2 separate regions of the Homo sapiens genome follow, and region 2 is linked to region 1. A link is an interaction called in ENCODE POLR2A ChIA-PET data of the cell type or tissue named here. Cell type or tissue: HepG2. All regions are shown on one strand. Each heading gives the region's core, and the rest is flanking DNA. Links, peaks and the distances in the headings are about the cores only.

Region 1 (4,451 bases), core at 1,788-4,287:
GAGACTAGTCCCTCCGTAAACACTACGATTCCCATCCACCTCTGCCTTCCAGTGCTCCTTTGTTACTCATTGTTTATAGTTAATCTTCAGCTTCTCTCAACTGAGCCCATTTCATCATTATTCAGAACTGCTTGGGCCGGGCGCAGTGGCTTATGGCCTGTAATCATCTTAGGAGGCCAAGGTGGGAGGATCGCTTGACCCTAGGAGTTCAAGACTAGCCTGGGCAACATAGTGAAACCTTGTCTCTACAAAAAGAAAATTAAAAATTAGTTGGGCATGGTGGTGCGCACCTGTAGTCCCAGCTACAGGAGGCTGAGGTGAGAGGATGGCTTGAGCCCAGGAGGTCGAGGCTGCAGTGAGCCATGTTCTTATTGCACTCCAGCCTGAGTGGCAGAGCAGCAAAGTGAGGGACACACTGTCTCTAAAAACAAAACAAACAAACAAAAAAAAAACAAAAATAAAAAAACTCTTTGGATTTCTCCTATCCTAAAAAAGGGAAACTCTTTTGACTATCCCCCATCCCATTAATTCATTTAACAGGTATCTATTGTGTACAGTTTACCTGGCACTGACTTTGGACACACACCAATCAACAAGAGAATCAGTCCTTGCACTCAAGTCGTTTTTTACAGTCAAATTCAGGAAGTACACACTGATGGAAAGAATCAAAGTAATGTAAAATTACATTAGGTAAGAGCTACAAGGCAGAAATATGTGATAGGATAAGATGAGGGGACCTGATTTGGACATTTCAGTCAAGACTTGAAAAATGATAAGGTGTTAGGTAAAAGCATAAAAGAGTCCAAACAGAGGAAATGGATTGTGTGAGGCCCCAAGGTGGGCAGACACACTTGAGGTGTTTAAGCAACTAAATTCAGTCAACCTTGGCTAGAGCATAGTGAGGGGATGAGGCGGATGGTGCCCGGATCACTGGACCTGCAAGGCTGTAGTAAGAGGACTGCCTTCTAAGAGCAAGGGTGTGGCAGCCAAATCCCTCCAATGGCCTATAAGGTACTTTGTGACCCTCCTCTCCCCACCTCATCTGGTTTACTTCTCTGACCTCTTCTACCACTCAGTCCCATCTCATTCCATTCTAACCACATTGACCTACTTACTGTACCACAGACATACCAGGCACCCTCCTTGGGGCCTTTGCACTCACTTAGAATGCTTTGGGTCTACCTTGACCACAGTCTTTAAAATTGCAACATTAAACCCCACCTTGGCACTCTTTTTTTTCCCCTCTTGGTCTAATTTTTGCTTTTTATGCTAATATTTATCACCTAACATCTTATGGAATTTACTTATGTTCATTATTCCTTTTCTGTCCCCATTAGAATATAAGCTCCCTGAGGGCAGGAACTTTTGATGTTTTATTTACTGAAGTATGCCAAGTGCCTAAAACTGCTTGGCACATATTAGGGGGCTCTATAAATATTTGCTCAATCTTTTTTTTTCTTTAAGAGACAAGGTCTTGCTGAGCCCAGGGTGGAGTGCAGTGGCACAATCATAGCTCACTGCAGCCTCGACCTTCTGGGCTCAAGCTGTTCTTCACTTCAGCCTCCAGAGTAGCAGGATTACAGTGTTGAGCCACCACAACCAGCTTGCTCAAGAATTTAATGACCCATAGTAAAGGCCTACAGTATTTAAAAAAGAAAGAAAAAGGAAAAAAGGAAGGAAGGAAAGAGGGAGGGAGAAAAAAAGAGAAAAGAAAGAAAATAAAAGAATATAATGGGGTGTCACCAGGCGCCGTGGCTCATGCCTGTATCCCAGCACTTTGGGAGGCCGAGGCGGGTTGATTGCTTGAGCTCTGGAGGTGGAGACTAGCCTGGGCAACATGGTGAAACCCTGTCTCTAACAAAAATACAAAAATTAGCTGGATGTGGTGGTGGTGTGCGCCTGTGGTCCCAGCTGCTTGGAGTTGGGGTGGGGTATTGGGGTGGGAGGATTGCTTGAGCCGAGGAAGCAGAGGTTGCAGTGAGCCAAGATCACACCACTGCACTCCAGCCTGGGTGACAGAGTGAGACCCCATCCCAAAAAAAAAAAAAAGAATGGGAAACCATTGAAGGTTATAAGGAAGGAAGTGACGTGATCTGGAAAAGATTCCTTTGCTCTTTGGAGAATAGATTGTAGAATGAATGTGGAAGTAAGCAGGTTTGGTGAAGGAAGTTTGGCTATGAAGGGAAGGAGGGTGGGATTTGATTGTGTTACGAGCCAAGGGGAAAATCTTTCCCTTTGCCCTCTGAAGATCTGCTGAAAAATCAGCTCACAAAAGGCAGGTTAACTGGAGAAAAGGCATACAAATTTATTAACATGCACATTGGGAGAACCATAAAGTGATTACCCATCTCCCTACAGAGTTCGTGAGTTTATATACCATCTGGCAAAACAGATTATGGGAGGGGTGTCTCACGTGTGTCCATGTGAAGAGACCACCAAACAGGCTTTGTCTGAGCAACAAGGCTGTTTATTTCACCTGGGTGCAGACAGGCTGAGTCTGAAAAAAAGGAGTCAGCAAAGGGTGGTGGAATTATCATTAGTTCTTATAGGTTTTGGGATAGGCATTGGAGTTAAGAGCAATGTTTTGGGGGCAGGGGGTGGATCTCACAAAGTACATTCTCAAGGGTGGGGAGATTATAAAGAACCTTCTTAAGGGTGGGGGGGAGATTACCAAGTACATTGATCAGTTAGCGTGGGGCAGAAACAAATCACAGTGGTGGAATGTGATCAGTTAAGGCTATTTTCACTTCTTTTGTAGATCTTCAGTTGCTTCAGGCCATCTGGATGTATAAGTGCAGGTTACTGAGGATATGATGGCTTAGCTTGGGCTCAGAGGCCTGACAAGGGGTAGAAGAGAAATTCTGTTTTTCTGTTTTTGTAGAGACGGGGTCTTGCTATGTTGCAAGCCTAATCTCGAACTCCTGGGCTCAAGTAATCCTCCTGCCTTGGCCTCCCAAAGTGCTGGGATTACAGGCCTGAGCCAGCATGTCCAGCTCTATTTGTTTTTAAATAAACCGAACTTTGGCCAGAAGGAGATTCTGTTGAAGGGCAATAAAGGATTACTAGAGAGAATGGAATGGGGACAGAGGTTGACTTGTTAATAGTTCTCTTTGGAATTTGAGTGATCCTGAGGTACACAATACCTGTGAAAGGGTTTGTTCAGGTGTGGTTACATGTTAGTCTTATTGGGAGGGGAAGAAAAAACAAGTATTCTTTTTAGTGAGTTTGGACTTTAGGCAGATAAAGAGTTCCAGAGAACAACTTTATCCTGGCTTTGGGAGAGTCTGGGGTGGAAGGATCAGAGAGACCTTGCGGCTTCTTGAGTTCAGCATGTCAGAGGGCCATATTTTGGGGTATTGGTTTCTTTTCTTTTCTTTTTTTTTGAGACAGAGTCTTGCTCTGTCTTTGTTGCCCAGGCTGTGCAGTGGCATGATCTCAGCTCACTGCAAGCTCTGCCTCCTGGGTTCAAGCGAGCACGTCTGGCTAATTTTTTTGGATTTTTAGTAGAGATGGGGTTTCGCCATGTTGGCCAGGCTGGTCTCGAACTCCTGGCCTCAAGTGATCTGCCTGCCTTAGCCTCCCGCAGTGTTGGGATTACAGGCATGAGCCACCGTGCCTGGCCTGGGGTATTAGTTTCTGAGTTCCAACAGTTAGACGGGATTGGAGGAGCAGGACCCTGAAGAGGAGGAGGGTAAGACAGTGCAAATGGAGGTAGATTTGAAGTTGGTTTTTTTTTTTCTGAAGGAGGAGGCAAGCTCTTTTGATGAAAATGAGGTGGTAAAGTCAAAGGTTTGGGGGGAGAGTTTGATACAGAGGCTTAGCAGGGACTGCATTTTATCACAGTATAAGAATGCTGGTCGTGGATTTGAAAGAACAAGTCGCTTAATCTCCATAAACCTCAATTTCCTTATAACTAAGGTGGAGGTGATACTAGTACATACCTCATAGAGTCACCAGGAGATTGAGAGATCCGGTAAAGCTCTTCATGGGGTCTGACATAGAGTAGGCACTCACAAAATATCAACTAATTTTAGCTGTTAGAGAAAAGGCGGCCATTATAACAGTTAGGGAGCAGTGAAAATCAACCAGGCACATTTTCTCATTGTTGATGGTCAGCCACCTATGGTTTACTAGATTAGGAATAAAAATAGCTAATCTCTGTTCTCCCACTGATTTGCCATCTGTTCTCAGACAGATCTTTTGTCCCTCTGATCCTTGGTTTCTTCTAGGATAAAATGAAGGTTTTGGACTTAATGACTACTACAGGCTGTTTCAGTGTAACCATGCTACATCTCTAAGAGGCAGAGAAACCGCCTACCCCCATTCTCCCAGACACACCTAAACAACCCCTATCCACACACACAGTCACAGTAAGCATCAGAGATACACAAATGCTCCCAAACAGGAGGCTTTCATCCTTGACCCATCCCAGCCCTGGCCTCACAGTCTTT
Region 2 (12,170 bases), core at 181-2,680, 550 kb after region 1:
GCAATGGCCTGATCTCGGCTCACTGCAACCTCCACCGCCTGGGTTCAAGCAATTCTCCTGCCTCAGCCTCCCGAGTAGCTGGGATTACAGGTGTCCACCACCACGCCCGGCTAATTTTTTGTATTTTTAGTAGAGACCGGGGTGTCACCACGTTGTCCAGGCTGGTCTTTAACTCCTTACCTCAGGTGATCCACCCGCCTCAGCCTCCCAAAGTGCTGGAATTACAGGCGTAAGCCACCGCGTCTAGCCAATAGTGAATATTTCTAAGCCTCAGTTTCCAAATCTATAATGTGGAGACAGTAGCACCCCACAATGATGGCCATTCATTCACGAGGTATTTGAGGTTTTTTTTTTTTTTTCTGCAGCTTTTACAAGCCTTGTTCCATGGTGAGAACGGTCATCTGTGAAGGTGGTAGAAATGGAGAATGGATGGATTTCAAGACTTTAGAGAAAGAACCCACTGGTTTTATGGACAGATCTTGGCTCACTGCAACCTCCACCTCCCCAGGTTCAAGAGATTCTCATGCCTCAGCCTCTCAAGTAGCTGGGATTACAGGCACATGCCACCACACCCTGCTAATTTTTTGTATGTTTAGTAGAGATGGGGTTTCACCATGTTGGCCAGGCTGGTTTTTGAACTCCTGACCTCAAGTGATCCACCTGCCTCGGCCTCCCAAAGTGCTGGGATTACAGGCGTAAGCCACAATGCCTGGCCAAACTTCAAATTTAATAAAGTCTCAAGACTTTTTTCCCAATTAATCTTGCATATATTTGAGTACCCAGTATATGTCCATACACTTTTCCAGGTGCCAGAGACACAGCAGGAAACAAATATCCTTGTTTCCCTGGAGTACCATTCCAAAGGGAAAAGAGCAAACTTTGTCAGATTAAGGAATAAAGAGAAAAAACAGGCGAAGTGTAAGACAGTTCAGAGGGGCGACTGCAACTTAGAATATTGTGATCCGGCAAGAATTCACTAGGATGGCATAGCAAAGACCTGGAGGGAATGAACCATGTGGGGTTTTTTTTGTAGAAACAGGGTCTCACTTTGTTGCCCAGGTTGGTCTCAATCTCCCAGCCTCAAGCAATCCTCCTGCCTTGGCCTCTGCCTCCCAAAGTGCTGGGATTACAGGCATGAGCCACCATGCCCAGTGTCCAGCCCCAAGTGGATATTTGAAGGAGCGTGCCTAACAAAGGGAATAGCATGTGTACATGTATGTTCAGTAAACTAGGATGGTTGTGTGGTTGATGGAGGGAGTCACTATAGAAGGAGCTAGGTCACATCAAGTCATAATACTTGGTAAGGATTTTCATTGATGAGATAGGAAGCTGTTGCATTAAAAATATAATCTTGGTGGGGTGCAGTACCTCACATGTGTAATCCCAACACTTTGGAAGGCCAAGGCAGGAGCATTGCTTGAGGCCAGGAGCTCAGGATTAGCCTGGGCAACAAGAAACCCCATCTCTACAAAAAAATAAAATGATTATTCTGGGCCCTGCACCACAGCTGTAGTCCCAGCTACTCAGTAGATTGAGGCTGCAGTGAACAATGATCGATCCGCTGCACTCCAGCCTAGTGTGAGATCCTGACTCTTGAAACTGAGGAACATGGCAGGTGGGGGCAGACAAGAGCTCAGTTTTGAAAATGCTGGCCTTTGGGAGCCCTATTAAAATATCCAAGCACAAAGCTGGGCGAGTGGCTCATGTCTATAATCCCAGCACTTTGGTAGGCCAAGGCGGGTGGATCACTTGAGGACAGGAGTTGGAGACCACCCTAGCCAACAGTGAAACCCTCTCTACTAAAAATACAAAAAGTGGCCCATAACTCCGTGCGCTCTCCCCTCCCGTCCTCTTTCCGCCATCTTTCCACGCCGTCACAATGGTGCGCATGAATGCCCTGGCAGATGCTCTCAAGAGCATCAACAATGCCGAAAAGAGAGGCAAACGCCAGGTGCTTCTTAGGCCATGCTCCAAAGTCATCGTCCAGTTTCTCACTGTGATGATGAAGCATGGTTACATTGGCGAATTTGAAATCACTGATGATCACAGAGCTGGGAAAATTGTTGTGAACCTCACAGGCAGGCTAAACAAGTGTGGAGCGATCAGCCCCAGATTTGATGTGCAACTCAAAGATCTGGAAAAATGGCAGAATAATCTGCTTCCATCCCGCCAGTTTGATTTCATTGTACTGACAACCTCAGCTGGCATCATGGACCATGAAGCAAGACGAAAACACACAGGAGGGAAAATCCAGGGATTCTTTTTCTAGGGATGTAATACATATATTTACAAATAAAATGCCTCAAGGACAAAAAAAAAAAGTGAGCTGGGCATGGCAGTGCACACCTAGTAATTCCAGCCGCTCAGGAGGCTGAGGCATGAGAATTGCTTGAACCCAGGAGGCGGAGGTTGCAGTGTGCTGAGATTGCACACCACTGTAATCCAGTCTAGGCAACGGAGTGACTATCTAAAAAAACCCAAAAAGCAGGCCGGGTGCGGTGGCTCACACCTGTAATCCCAGCACTTCGGAAGGCCGAGGTGGGCAGATCACGTGAGGATGGGAGTTCGAGACCAGCCTGACCAACATGGAGAAACCCCGTTTCTACTACAAATACATTATCTGGGCATGATGGTGCACGCCTGTAATCCCAGCTACTTGGGAGGCTGAGGCAGGACAATCGCTTGAACCTGGGAGGTGGAGGTTGTGGTGAGCCAAGATCCCGCCATTGCACTCCAGCCTGGGCAACAGAGCCAGACTCTGTCTCGAAAAACAAAAAACCCAAGTGCAAAGCTGGGTGTGGTGGCTTATGCCTGAAACCTAGCGCTTTGGGAGGCAAAGGTGGTAAGATTGCTTGAGCCCAAGATTTCAAGACCTGGGCAATGAAGTGAGACCCTGTCTCTACCAAAAAAAATAATTTAAAAAAATGGGTATAGGCCAGGCATGGTGGCTCACGCCCGTAATCCCAGCACTTTGGGAGGCCAAGGCAGGCAGATCATCTGAGGTCAGGAGTTCAACACCAGCCTGACCAACAGGGAAAAACCCTGTCTCTACTAAAAATACAAAATTAGCTAGGTGTGGTGGCGCATGCCTGTAACCCCAGCTGCTCGGGAGGCTGAGGCAAGAGAATCCCTTGAACCCAGGAGGCAGAGGTTGCGGTGAGGCGAGATCACGCCATTGCACTCCAGCCTGGGCAACAAGAGCAAAACTTTGTCTCAAAAACAAAACAAAAAGGGGTGTAGTGCCTATTGTCTCAGCTACTTGGCAGGCTGAGGCAGTATTACTTGAGCCCCGATGTAAAGGCTGCAGTGAACCATGATCATGCCACTGCACTCCAGCCTGGGTGACAGAGACTGTCTCAAAAAAAGAAAAAAAAAAAAAATCCAAGTGCAGATGTCAGGCAGGTCAGGACTAAAGATAAGTGTTTGACAGGGCAAGTTTAAGTCAAAGAAGTGACCCTTGGAGACCAAGCAAGGCAGAAATCACTGTTAATCTTACAATGGGTACAAGATCCTTAAAATTTTTTATAAGCAATATAGCCTGAGATTCTAATCATGACTCAGCCAGCACAATATTACTGAACCCCAAGGTTGGGATACCCCCTCATAGCCTCTGCCACATCCCTATCCCCACCAAAATGTGGTGAGAAATGTTCCCACTATAGACATAGCCCACATAATAAATCTGGCCTTCAGGGACATGGAGTTGAGAACAGGGACTTTACAGTGTGGTGAGCCTGGCTCAGGACAGTAGGAGGCAGAGGTTAAGGCAAGGGGTTGCAGCCACCCACCCAGATCAGTTTTGCAGGGCAAGGAAATAAAGCAGAGAAAACAGTCATATATTCAGGCAACATAAATGTGGGAACAAAACAATAAACACCTTTATTACATGGGTGAAGACAAAACAAGGATTTATTTGCCTTTGCGGGCCTTGATTTTCCTAAGATAGAACTCCAACTCTTTGCCCTCTAGCACATAGCCATCTGCTCGGCCACACTGTCCCGGCCTTGAAGCGATGCACGCTGCAAGAGAGTAGGTGATCCTTAGCACAACGACAAGGTGGCCCTACCCAAACCTCTCCACCCGCTTAAGAATCTCTGTGGGTTCAGGTACCCTGGGGGCAAGCATGAAGCCAGCTGTCTCCTCAGACACACTTTATCTTCACTTACTGTCAGTAGCAGAACTGGACAAAGTTTTCATCACTGAGACAGCCCCCTCAGCCTGGGCAGAGACTTCCCCAAATACAAAGACTCCAAGCACGGGCCTATGCAGACTCTTCTACCCAATGCTTCCCATTTCAGCTTCATACGAATAGGGTGACCAAACGTTCCCCTTTGTGCTCGCAGCCTGTTATCAGTGAACCCTTTAGACTGCATGGCTGGCAGTCAAAGGAACTGAGACAAGGGAAAAGTGCCTCGGCACACTCAATCTCTGCGACTCCCCACCTCCAACACAACAGCCTTCTCACCAAGAAGCTTGCCCTGCTGGAACTGCTCCTCCAGGAGACTGCTGATTTTGGCATTCTTTTTCCTTTCATCATATTTCTTCTGAATTTTTTTAGATCGTTTTTTGTTTAAAATCTCTTCTTCCTCAGGAGTCTGAAAAGGGGATACAAATATATGAGCTCAGGGAAGGAAGGCAGGCCCTGGGAGCTTTCTCGAACCCTGCACACCCCAGTGCTGGCCTTCCTCAGCCTAAAAGGCTCTCATCTCTCTCCCTTCAGTAGCAGAACTGGACAGAGTTTTCATCACGAGAAGGCTGGAGTCAGGCTGCCCTCCCCACAACCCCTACAGGGAAGTAACACGCACCAGCTTGGCTCCCTTCTTGCGGCCCAGGGGCAGCGCATAGTGGGACTCGTACCACTGTCGGTACGGTGTGCTGTCGATGAGCACGATGCAATTCTTCACCAGGGTCTTGGTACGAACCAGCTCGTTATTAGATGCATTGTAGACAACATCGATGATCCTTGTTTTACGAGTACAACCTGCTCACAGGAGAAATTTGGCATCAAGTAAACTGGAGGACAAATGGCCCTGGCACACTCCTCCAGGTTCTTCAGCCCCATGAGGCCTTAAGGAGAAATAAGGGAACTCTCAGCCTTTACAAGCCATGGGGCATCAGTTCGTCTTCCACAACCCCCTAACCCACGTTTCTAGTTATGTTTGGCAACCCGCAGTCTTTACCAGCCCCAATCTCTCAGGCTGCAGAGTTCAGAAAGATCAGAGCAGGTCGGGCACGGTGACTCACGCCCGTAACCCCAGCACTTTGGGAGGTCAAGGCGGGTGGATCACTTAAAGCCAAGAATTTGAGACCAGCCTGGCCAACATGGTGAAACCCCGTCTCTACTAAAAATACAGAAGCAGCCGGGTGTGATGGCACACGCCTGTAATCCCAGCTTCTTGGGAGGCTGAGGCAGGAGAATCACTTCAACCCAGGAGGCGGAGGCTGCAGTGAACCAAGATCACGCCACTGGCACTCCAGCCTGAGCAACAGAGACCCAATCTCAAAAAAAGAGATTGGAGCAGGACAGCCTGGGTGGAGAGAACTCCCCAGCTACCTTAAGATCTTTCAGCAAGGAGAAACTTCAAATGCCTTGGTCTAAGCCACAGACTACTTGCTAAAAGCACTTGAATCTTTTTTTTTACTGAGAGTCTCGCTCTGTTGCCCAGGCTGGACTCGAACTCCTGACCTCAGGTGATCCGCCCGCCTCGGCCTCCCAACGTGCTGGGCTTATAGGCGTGAGCCACCGCGCCAGGCCCACTTGGTGAATCTTAAGACCGTTTAGGTGCGTTTTCCCACCCACTCCCAAAGGGCCTCACTCACACTCTGAGCCCCAGGAGAAATTCCCCACGTCCAACCTCAGGGCACGGTATTTCTTGTTACCTCCCCGCACACGGACTGTGTGGATGCGGCGGGGGCCAATCTGGAAAACACAAGGTTACAGGAACTAGGTTACCAAGGAGAGCAAGGCAAGTGAGGGAGAGGAACCTGGGCCGGGAGGAGGCAACAGTCAGTGTAACTATGACAAGTCCTTGCATTGGCAAGTGGCACACAGGTGACCAAGACGGCCACAACCACGCCTAAGGATTCTTTTTCATCACCCTACTTGCCTCCAAGAGGAAAGCCTGACCCCAAATGCTGAAAATTAAGCCTCTGTAAAAAAAACAAGACTAGGCTTCTGACTATGACGCGAGGCGCCACCCTCTCCAGAAGCTCAAGTCCCCACACAGTATCCTTCTCTCTGAAATCCTAAGCTCCAGGTTTGGGGGCCTGAGGGAGCATTCCCTCTTTGGTACTTACTTATCCAACAGCTAAAGGGGGACAGGACACCCAGGCCCTACTACAGAGAAATCAGAGCCCAAGAAAGAACGCACAACTGTCACACGGAAAGACCCGAGCACGCTGGAGAGCGGGGGAAGGCGACCTCCCAGGCGGACAGGCCCACGCTCGCACCCACCTTGGTGTTGGCAGCTGGGCGCCCCAACTCATACTTCCGCTTCTTGTGGTAGGGCTTTCTCTTGCCCCCGGTTTTGCGGCGCTTGTGCCAGTTGTCCCGAGAGATGCCTGCATGTGGAAGCGGGGAAGGAAGCTTGAGCCACTGTGACTCGGTGCTAGCGACTCGCCAGCTCCCGGAGACCCCCGCGCCGGGCCGGTCGCACGCTCAGCTCTCCAAGGTTGGCTTCCCCACCGCGCACTCGGGAGTATGCAGCATTACCGAGTTGTCATCATACACGTGCGGCCAGGCCGGGGCCTCCTCCTCGCGGCAGCCATGTTGGCGCCGCTCGGAGCCCGCAGCCCGCGGCCCGGAACCCGGAGCCCAGAGCCTTCGCAGCCCCCAGAGACGGGCTGGGCGGCCGAAACCCGAGGGCCACCACTCCTCGTGGCTGTCCCTGGCCGGGGGTCGGGGCGTCTGGACTCCTCAGTAGGCTGTGAAGCAGGATGGGGCCTGATTGAGCTCAACCTCCCTTCACCCGCCTCAATGCAGAGCGACACTCACCCATCGCTCGGCGCTGGCTGGAAAGAGAAACCGCAAAGATTCACGGTTCGGTTTGTAAAACGCTGCCCCGCCCCTTTACTTTACGTTGTTTCTGAGCGCCGAAACAACGTCGGGCGACGAGACTTACGTGTCAGCTGCCGCGCCTAGGGCCACGAGCCTAGGAGGGTCTCGCAGGCTGCTGACCTCTGCCGACCCCCGGCGACTCGCCTCCGACCCTGGGCTGGGGGAAGGGGGTCTGCGGCGTCGGCAGATCTGGGCGTGTTTAGACTAGTTTCAGAGGCTGCTGCGGTCGTTTAGGATGAGATGTGGGTGCGGCTGCGTTGAAAAAGAGTGGAAGGCAATGGAATTGGAAACGAGTGTGGACTTGGGTTTTGTTTTGAAGGGTTTGGTGGTAGATTGGACATGGGGATTGAGGGAGAGGGCGGTGTCAAGGATTCCTAAGATTGTCACTTGATCAATCGGATAAATATTGGGGCCATTTACTGAGATGGGGTAGGCTAAGGTAGGAGCTGTTCTGGACACGTTCATTTTGAGATCTTGCTAAGTCATGTTGAGTGGGACTAACAGATAGGAAGCTGAATATTAATGACTGGTCATCCTTATAAGGGATCTGCACCGAAGATGTTATTTTGGGAATCGTTGGCTTATAAATGGTAATTAAAGCCACCAGAATGAACGGAACTTAGGAAGAGAGTATAAAGGAGGGATCAGCTAACTTTTCTGAGCTAGAAGGATATCTATTTTTTAATTAAAAAAAATTTTTAGGCCTGGCGCGGTGGCTCACGCCTGTAATCTCAGCACTTTTGGGAGGCGGAGGCGGGCGGATCACGAGGTCAGGAGTTCGAGACCAGCCTGGCCAACATGGTGAAACCGCGTGTCTACTAAAAAAATACAAAATTTAGTTGAGCATGGTGACGCACACCTGTAATCCCAGCTACTCAGGGAGGCTGAGGCAGGAGAATCGCTTGAACCAGGGAGCTGGAGGTTGCAGTGAGCCGAGATCGCACCACTGCACTCCAGTCTGGCGACAGAGCGAAACTCCGTCTCAAAACAAAACAAACAAACAAAACAAAATTAGCCGGGCGTGGTGGCGGGCGCCTGTAATTCCAGCAACTCCGTCTGGAGGCTGAAGAAGGAGAATCACTTGAACCGGGAGGTGGAGGTTCCAGTGAGCCGAGATGGCACCAATGCACTCACTCCAGCCTGGGTGATGGAGTAAAACTCTGTCTCAAAAAAATAAAATACACAAGTTATTATTGATTATAGTCACCCTGTTTTGCTATCAAATAGTAGGTCTTATTTATGATGATATTTTATTTTTGTACCCATTAGCCATCCCCACCATCCCCACTTCCCCCTACCCTCCCACTACCCTTTCTAGCCTCTGGTAACCATCCTTCTACTCTCTAGGACCATGAGTTCAATTGTTTTGATTTTTAGATCCCACAAATAAGTGAGAACATGCGATTCTCTTTGCATAAGTGTGTTTTTCTGTGCCCAGCTTATTTCACTTAACATAATGACCTTCAGTTCTACCCATGATGTTGCAAATGACGGGATCTCATTCTTTTTTATGGCTGAATAGTAATCCATTGTACATATGTACCACATTTTATCCATTCATCTTTTTTTTTCTTTTGAGACGGAGTCTTGCTCTGTCACCCAGGCTGCAGTGCAGTGGCATGATCTCAGCTCACTGCAACCTCTGCCTCCCAGGTTCAAGCAATTCTCCTGCCTCAGCCTCCTGAGTAGTTGGGATTACAGGCATGCGCCACCATGCTTGGCTAATTTTTGTATTTTTAGTAGAGATGGGGTTTCACCATGTTGGCCAGGCTGGTCTCGAACTCTTGACCTCAGGTGATCTGCCCACCTCAGCCTCCCAAAGTGCTAGGATTACAGGCGTGAGCAACCACACCTGGCGCCATTCGTCTTTTTTAACTTTAATTTTAATTTTTTTTGAGACAGTCTCGCTCTGTTGCCCAGGCTGGAGTGCAGTGGTGCGATGTTGGCTCGCTGCAACCTTCATCTCCTGGGTTCAAGCAATTCTCCTGCCTCAGCTTGCCAAGTAGCTAGGGTTACAGGCATGGGCCACCATGCCAGCAAATTTTTGTATTTGTAGTACAGATGGGGTTTCACCATGTTGGCCAGGCTGGTCTTGAACTCCTGACCTCAAGTGATCTGCCCGCCTACGCCTCCCAAAGTGCTGGGATTACAGGAGTGAGCCACCGCGCCCAACCTGATTTCCTTTCTTTTGAGTATATACCCAGCAGTGCAGGAACCTCCAAACTGTTCTCCATGGTGGTTGTACTAATTTACATTCCCAACAACAGTGTACGAGCGTTCCCTTCTCTCCACATCCTCGCCAGCATTTGTGATTGCCTGTGTTTTAGAAATAAGCCATTTGAACTGGGGTGAGATGATATGGTAGTTTTGATTTGCATTTCTCTGATGATCAGTGATGTTGAGCACCTTACATATGCCTGTTTGCCATCTGTATGTCTTCTTTTGAGAAATGTCTATTCAAATCTTTTGCCCATTTTTTGATCAGATTATTAGTTTTTTCCTGCTTAGAGCTGAGCTCCTTAAATATTCTGGTTGTTAATCCCTTGCCAGATGGGTAGTTTGCAAATATTTTCTCCCATTCTGTGGGTTGTCTCTTTACTTTGTTGATTGTATCCTTTGGTGTGCAGAAGCTTTTTAACTTGATGTGATCCCATTTGTCCATTTTTTGCTTTGGTTGCCTGTGCTTATGGGGTATTGTTCAAGGAATTTTTGCCCAGACCAATATCCTGGAGATTTCCCCCAGTGTTTTCTTGTAGTAGTTTCATAGTTTCATAGTTTGAGGTCTTAGATTTAAGTCTTTAATCCATTTTGATTTGATTTTTGTGCAGTGCTGTACATGTTCAGAGAAACTTCCCTAGCAACAAACTATAGAAATGATCCCTAAAGTATAGTGTTTAACATTTCTTATAAAGAATATGTAGGAGGCCGGGGTGGTGGCTCACGCCTGTAATGCCAGCATGTCGGGAGGCTGAGGCAAGTGTATCACGAGGTCAAGAGATCAAGACCATCCTGGCCAACATGTTGAAACCCCGTCTCTATTAAAAATACAAAAATTAGGCCGGGCGCGGTGGCTCACGCCTGTAATCCCAGCACTTTGGGAGGCTGAGGCGGGCAGATCACGAGGTCAGGAGATCAAGACCATCCTGGCTAACACGGTGAAACCCCATCTCTACTAAAAATACAAAAAATTAGCCAGGCGTGGTGGCGGACACCTGTAGTCCCAGCTACTCGGGAGGCTGAGGCAGGAGAATGGCGTGAACCCAGGAGGCGGAGCTTGCAGTGAGCCAAGATAGCGCCACTGCACTCCAGCCTGGGCGACAGAGAGAGACTCCGTCTCAAAAAAAAAAAAAAAACAAACCAAAAATTAGCTGGGTGTGGTGGTGCGCACCTTAGTCCCAGCTACTTGGGAGGCAGGAGAATCGCTTGAACCCGGGAGGCGGAGGTTGCAGTGAGCCAAGACCACGCCGTCACACTCCAGCCTGGCGACAGAGCGAGACTCCATCTCAAAAAAAAAAATATGTAGGAGCCAGGCATGGTGGTATGTGCCTGTAGTCCTAGCTGCCCGGGAGGTTGAGGCTGTAGGATTGCTTGAGCCTGCAATTCAGGGTCACAGTGAGCTATGATCATGCCACTGCACTCCAGCCTGGGCAACAGAGCAAGACCCTGTCTCAAAAAAAAAAAAAAAAGAAAAGAAAAAAGAAAATAATTGACCTAAGCAGCCTCTCCAGCTGCCTATTAAAAAAAAAAAAAAAGAAAGAAAAAAATACAAGAAAAAACATAGGTCCAAGGCTTTAGGAATATCTACATTTCGGCTGGGTGCGGTGGCTCACGACTGTAATCTCAGCACTTTGGGAGGCCAAAATGGGCAGATCACCTGCGGTCAGGAGTTTGAGACCAGTCTGACTAACACGGCAAAACCCCGTCTCTACTAAAAATAACAAAATTAACCAGGCGTGGTGGCACACGCCTGTAATCCCAGCAACTCAGGAGGCTGAGGCAGGAGAATCGCTTGAACCCAGGAGGCAGAGGTTGCAGTGAGCTGAGATCGCACCATTGCACTCCAGCCTGGGCAACAAGAGCGAAACTCCATACCCACCCCGCAAAAAAACAAAGGAATGTTGTCATTTCAAGGCCAGATAGAGAAAGATAGCTGGCAAAGGACACAGAAAGAGAAATTAGAGTGACTAGAGGAAAGCCAACACAGGGTGCTGCCGTAGCTTAATGCTGCTGTGAATGCTAGTTAAAATGAGACTAAAAAGTGATTATTAGGCCAGTGCGGTGGCTCACGCCTGTAATCCAGCACTTGGGGATGCCAAGGGGGTGGATCACCTGAGGTTAGAAGTTCGAGACCAGCCTGGCCAACATGGCGAAACCCCATCTCTACTAAAAATACAAAAATTACCTGGGTGCAGTGGTGGACACCTATAGTCCCAGCTACTCTGGAGGCTGAGGCAGGAGAATCGCTTGAACCTGGGGGGCAGAGGTTGCAGTGAGCCGAGATCACTCCACTGCACTCTAGCCTGGACGACAGGAGCAAAACTCCGTCTCAAAGAAAAAAAAAAAGGTGATTATTGGATTTAGTAACCCGAAAGTCCTTGGTGATATTGGCGAGAGCAGTTTCTGTACAGTACAGTGGGAAAAAACTTGAAATAGAATGGGAAGTTAAAAAATCCAATGTATGTAGACAATTATTTTGAGAGGTATGACTTTAAAGGGGAAAGAGAGAATTAGGTTGTTGGCTGGAAAGGAATGTAGAGCAGAAGGGTAGTGTTTTCTTTTTTTTTTTTTGAGACGGAGTCTCACTCTGTTGCCCAGGCTGCAGTGGTGCGATCTTGCCTCACTGCAAGCTCTGCCTCCCGGGTTCATGCCGTTCTCCTGCCTCAGCCTCCTGAGTAGCTGGGACTACAGGTGCCCAAAACCACGCCTGGCTAATTTTTTGTATTTTTAGTAGAGATGGGGTTTCACCGTGTTAGCCAAGATGGTCTCGATCTCCTGACCTCATGATCAGCCTGCCTCGGCCTCCCAAAGTGCTGGGATTTCAGGCTTGAGCCACCACGCCCGGCCTTTTTTTTTTTTTAATTTTAGACACAGGGTCTCATTATACTGCTCAGGC

What was found. ChIA-PET counts read pairs that join two places held together with the same protein. Peaks named below come from ENCODE experiments on the same cell type or tissue, not always from the same donor. Only the 100,000 strongest peaks of a DNase experiment are listed, where the experiment ranks them.
Region 2: POLR2A ChIA-PET joins it to region 1 with 5 read pairs; 17 of 35 experiments call an interaction of 5 or more read pairs at or near these places.

What each region holds. Positions count from the first base shown.
Region 1 is chr1:45,334,746-45,339,196 of GRCh38, reverse strand. The region is part of intron 1 of MUTYH (mutY DNA glycosylase); the gene reads left to right. Among named protein-coding and RNA genes, the nearest start is that of MUTYH, 3.0 kb to the left of the region's middle. In HepG2, for the core only: no CTCF peak of the experiment used is centred there; a DNase peak (open chromatin) is centred at 3,086.
Region 2 is chr1:44,770,425-44,782,594 of GRCh38, reverse strand. It overlaps RPS8 (ribosomal protein S8), which reads right to left and starts at 7,055. Exons shown (of 6, transcript NM_001012.2): 1 at 6,995-7,055; 2 at 6,455-6,561; 3 at 5,821-5,920; 4 at 4,806-4,981; 5 at 4,466-4,595; 6 at 3,816-4,019. The coding sequence starts at 6,998. The coding sequence ends at 3,910. It overlaps SNORD55 (small nucleolar RNA, C/D box 55), which reads right to left and starts at 6,730; the gene lies at 6,657-6,730. SNORD46 (small nucleolar RNA, C/D box 46) reads right to left here and starts at 6,103; the gene lies at 6,006-6,103. SNORD38A (small nucleolar RNA, C/D box 38A) reads right to left here and starts at 4,753; the gene lies at 4,683-4,753. It also overlaps SNORD38B, the pseudogene RPS15AP11 and a transcript of BEST4 not described here. RefSeq lists enhancers at 2,194-2,694, 2,695-3,195, 4,346-4,857, 6,432-6,721 and a silencer at 6,802-7,011. In HepG2, for the core only: no CTCF peak of the experiment used is centred there; no DNase peak of the experiment used is centred there.